Linked DNA regions of Homo sapiens: region 2 is linked to region 1. A link is a loop called in an ENCODE intact Hi-C map of the cell type or tissue named here. Cell type or tissue: mammary epithelial cell. All regions are shown on one strand.

What was found. Hi-C counts contacts between places; a loop is a spot of excess contacts. Peaks named below come from ENCODE experiments on the same cell type or tissue, not always from the same donor. Only the 100,000 strongest peaks of a DNase experiment are listed, where the experiment ranks them.
Region 2: it touches region 1 in a loop (11-fold over the local background); 6 of 110 quality-filtered maps call a loop at or near these places.

The regions. Positions count from the first base shown.
Region 1 is chrX:154,980,052-154,982,551 of GRCh38, forward strand. The region is part of intron 6 of F8 (coagulation factor VIII); the gene reads right to left. Among named protein-coding and RNA genes, the nearest start is that of F8, 41 kb to the right of the region's middle. RefSeq lists enhancers at 859-908, 1,009-1,058. In mammary epithelial cell, a CTCF peak has its summit at 941 (motif pointing right); no DNase peak of the experiment used is centred here; H3K4me3 peaks cover 147 bases; H3K27ac peaks cover 308 bases.
Region 2 is chrX:155,178,765-155,181,264 of GRCh38, forward strand. No RefSeq gene overlaps it. Among named protein-coding and RNA genes, the nearest start is that of VBP1, 36 kb to the right of the region's middle. In mammary epithelial cell, a CTCF peak has its summit at 1,060 (motif pointing left); no DNase peak of the experiment used is centred here.

The DNA.
Region 1 (2,500 bases):
TCTCTCTCCTCCCTTGCTTTCAATGCTTCCTGTCACTGCTCTGTTGAATTCCAGTGTTCTCTCTTAGATGACCTATTCAAAGTATAATTATCTACTTGCTACTTTGGTTCCTCTCCATGGAAGGGATGAACACTAGATGCATCTAGTCAACCATCCTGAAGCCCCTCCTGATTGTATTTTTGGATAACCTGTCTTTGAGCTTGCTGATCCTTTCTTCTGCCTGATCAATTCTGTTGCTGATGTCTTGTATTGCATGTGTCATTTTTTATTATACTTTTCAGTTCCAGGATTTCTGACTTTTTTTATTCCTTCAATTTCTCTGTTAAATTTCTTTGATAAACTTCTGAATTGTTTCTCTGTGTTTTATAAAAGTTTGTTGAGTTTTCTTAAAATAGCTATTTTGAATTCTTTGTCTACCAGATCATTCACCTGCATGTCTTTAGGATTAGTCACTGGCACGATTTTTTGTTCATTTGTTGAGGCTGTCTTTCTTAGGCTATTCTTATTCTTTGCAGATGTGCATCCCTGTCTACACATTGAAGAATTAGGTATTTATTCTCATGTTCACAGTCTGGGTTTGTTTGTGACTGCTCTATTTCAGTGAGCTCGTTTAGAAATTGAGTGGGGCTGAGTGTGGTGGCTCATACTTGTAACCTAGCACTTTAGGAGGCTGAGGCTGGAGGATTGCTTTAGGTCAGGAGTTCGAGACCCAGCCTGAGCAACATAGCAATACCCCAATCTTCCCCACCCCACACACAAAACCCGAAAATTTAGCCAGGCATAGTGGCACACACCTGTAGTCCCACTCTGGAGGCTGAGGTGGGAAGACCGTGTGAGCCCAGCCAGGAGTTCAAGACTGCAGTAATCTATGATCGCACCACTGCACTCCAACCTAGGCAACAGAGACCATATCAAAAAGAAAGTGAAAGGACTGGCTGTTGTATTTCCTTTTAGCACGAGAGGGCGCCCTGAGCCCAGGTTAGACGCAAGTCTCATGCTGGCTCTGCTACTAATTAGTGGAGATCCACAGAGGGCACTCAGGCCATACGGGAGAGTTTTCCGGTGTAAAAACCGTGGGTCCATGGTGACTTTCCGCCTGTGGTACTGCAGTGGCTTGCGGGTGGGGTCTCAGTCATAAAGAACCAATCCCCTTTATGTGCAACTATGGTTTTACTCGTCTTTGCAGTCCAAAAGGGCTTCACAGTCTTGCTCATGGGTTCAGGTTTTCTTAACTCTTCTGAAGGTAATTTCACGCATCGAGTTGTTACCTTGATGTTTCTGTGAGGAGATTATTGCTGAAGAGTCCTATTCCACCACTTTGCTCCACTCAGCATGCACTACTTAATCACAAGCAGGAGATGAAGGCCCGGAAAGAAGACAATAGAAGCCCAAACCCCTCTCCTCAACCTTTATCTAGTAGACCACAGTGTCCTTATAATTCAGCAGTCAGCACCTTTTCTTATAAACGCCAGATGGAAGAGATGCATATATAAGGAAGGGTATGTGGGAAGGGGCATGGGGCCAGCCACTCTCCAGGAACCTCCATGCGTTCAGCTACTCAGAAGCTCCTGATGGGCAATTCTAATATGAATATTTATCTCTTTTAATTCTTATCATTTTTCTATCATTTCTTGATGTTAAAATCTGCTTTAAAACACACAGTTGACTCTTGAACAATACAGGTTTGAACTGCATGAGTCCACTTATATGCAGTTTTTTTTCAATAAATATAGTGAGATTTTTTTGGAAATTTATGACAATTTGAAAAAACTGTCAGATGGACCACATAGGGTAAAAATATCAAAAAAATTAAGAAAAAGGTATGTTATGAATGCAAAAAATATATGGAGATGGCCGGATGCAGTGGCTCACACTTATAATCCCAGCACTTTGGGAGGCCAAGGCGGGCAGATCACGAGGTCAGGAGTTCAAGACCGGCCTGGCAAACATGGTGAAACCCCATCTCTACTAAAACTACAAAAATTAGGTGGGCGTGGTGGCACATGCCTGTAATCCCAGCTACTTGGGAGGCTGGGGCAGGAGAATCGCTTGAACCCAAGAGGGGGAAGTTGCAGTGAGCTCAGATTGTGCCACTGCACTCCAGCCTGGGTGACAGAACAAGACTCCGTCTCAAAAAATATATATATATACTTTGGGAGGCCAAGGCGGGTGGATCACGAGGTCAGGAGATCGAGACCATCCTGGCTAACACAATGAAACCCCGTCTCTACTAAAAATACAAAAAATTAGCCAGTCGAGGTGGCGGGCGCCTGTAGTCCCAGCTACTCGGGAGGCTGAGGCAGGAGAATGGCGTGAACCCCGGGGGGCAGAGCCTGCAGTGAGCTGAGATTGCGCCACTGCACTCCAGCCTGGGCGACAGCAAGACTCCGTCTCAAAAAAAAAAAAAAAAAAAATATATATATATATGTATACACACTTATATATACATATACATGTTGATACTAGACTATTTTATCATTTATTACCATAAAATATACAA
Region 2 (2,500 bases), 200 kb after region 1:
TCCTTCATTTCTATGTCTTTTGCCACACTTGGGAATAACTGGAAAATTTTCTGCTATTATGTCTTCAAATACTTTTTCAGCACTGCGCTTAGTCACTCCTTATTCTCAGACTCCAATAACACAAATACTAGATGTTTAGATGTTGTAACACTGGTCCCTGAAGCTCTGTTTGGTTCTTTCAAATCTTTTTTTCTGTCCTTCAGTATGAATGATTTCTACTGGTCTGTCTTTAAGTTCACCGAATCTTTGCTCTGTCATCTCCATTCTGTTATTGAGTCCTTCCATGGAATATTTTAATTGTGTTATTGTATTTTTCAGTTCTAAACTTTCCATTTGGTTTTTCTCTGTATCTTCCATTTATTTGATAATGCTTTCTATTTTAACTTTTGTTGCAAGAGTGTTCATGATTGCTCATTCAATTATTTTTATAACAACCACTTTAATGTCTTTGTCAGATAATTCCAATATCTGTGTCATCTCATCATTGGCATCTGTTGATTGTTTTTTCTATGCAAATTGAGATTTTTGTGGTTCTTCATGTGCCAAGTAATTTTGGATTGCATCTTGTACATATTGACTGTTATTTTGTAAGACTCTATCTTTTATTAAATTTTATGGAAAATGTTGATATTTGTGTTTTAACAGGTGTTTCACCTGATTAGGTCTAAGCAGCTAGTTTTAGCTGCTTCTCTGGTCCCTGGTTCTAATGTCAGCTCAGTTTCCACAGCCTCTGTGCTGTTCTTCAGGTCTGTCCTGCATGTGCACTACTCAGTGGTCAGCTGTGGACCTGCACATTGGTTTCTTCACTGGTTTAGTAATCAGAGTCTTTGCTATGCTCAAGATTAAAACCACCCATGCATGGGGACAGTGGTAGTGAGCCAAGGAGTCATAAAGTTTCCCTTTGGTATTTTTCAGTTTCCTGGTCAGAAACCACCCACTTCTGTGATAAAGACAAGTCAAGGTTTTGAGTGGTGGTAGGACAGAGACAGATTTATTAAAAAACATTTTTTGTCCCTGCCCTTATGGAGCCATAGCTCCACCTAATGGAAATGAATGTTTCCCTCCCTCAGATAGTTGGCTCTTGCAGAACAGTATTTGTCCTATTGTTTCTTTTACTCAGCATTATATCTTTAAGGTTTATCCATGTTGTAGCATGTATTAGAATTTCATTTTCAAAATTAATTAATTAAATTGACTATAATTGTATATATTTATGGAGTATGATGTGATGTTTTGATGTATGTACACATTGTAGAAAGATTCAATCAAACTAATTAGCATATTCATCACTTCACCTTTTTAACCTTTTTTTTTTTGCAGTGAGAACATTTAAAATATATCCTTTTAGCAATTTTGGAGTATATAATACATTATTAACTATGTTCACCATGCAGTGCAGTAGAGCACTAAAACTTATTCCTCTTGTCTAACTCAAACTTTGTACCCTTTGACCAACATATCTCCTTTCCCCATCCCTCCCCACCCTTCATCTCTGGAAACTAACATTCTATGAGATTGACAAAATTTTAGATTCCACATGGAAGTGAGATCATGAAGTGTTTGTCTTTCTGTGCCTGGCTTATTTAGCTTAACATGTCTTCCAGGTTCATCCAGGTTGTTGCAAATGACAAAATTTTGAGATAACGGTCCAATTTTATTCTTCCGCATGTGGATATCTAGTTTTCCCAGCACCATTTATTGAAAGCACTGTCCTTTCCCCATTGTATGTTTGTATTAGTCCATTTCCACAGTTCTGTAAAGAAATACCTGAGACTGGGTAATTTATAAAGATAAGAGGTTTAATTGGCTCATGGTTCTGCAGGCTGTACAGGTAGCATGGCTGGGGAGGCCTCAGGAAACTTATAATCATGGTGGAAGGAGAAGGGGAAGCAGGTACATCTTACATGGCCGGAGCCAGAGGAAGAAAGTGAGAGGGAGGTGCTACATACTTTTAAACAACCAGATCTCATGAGAATTCACTCACTATCATGAGAACAGCAAGAGGGAAATCCATCTCCATGATCCAGTCAGCTCCCACCAGGCCCTTCCTCTAACACTGGAGATTATAATTTGACATGAGATTTGAGTGGTGACACAAATCCAAACCACATCAATGTTCTTGGCACCTTTGTTGAAAATCAATTGACTGTAAATGCATAGTTTTATTTGTAGGCTTTTTATCCTGTTCCATTGGTCAATGTGTCTACTTCTATGCCAGTACCATAGCATAGAAGTTTTGATTATCATAGCTTTATAATACAGTTTGAAATCAGACAGGGTGATGATTCCAGCTTTGTTCTTTTTGCACAAGATTGCTTTGGACATTTGAGTTTTAAACAATGGTTCCATAATATATAACATTTGTTTATCCATTCATCTGTTGAAGAACATCTGGGTTGTTTCAACCTTTTGGCAATTGTGAATAATGCTGCCATGAATATTAGCGCACAAATACCTGTTTGAATCTTTCAATTCTTTTGATTCTATATCCTGAGGTGGA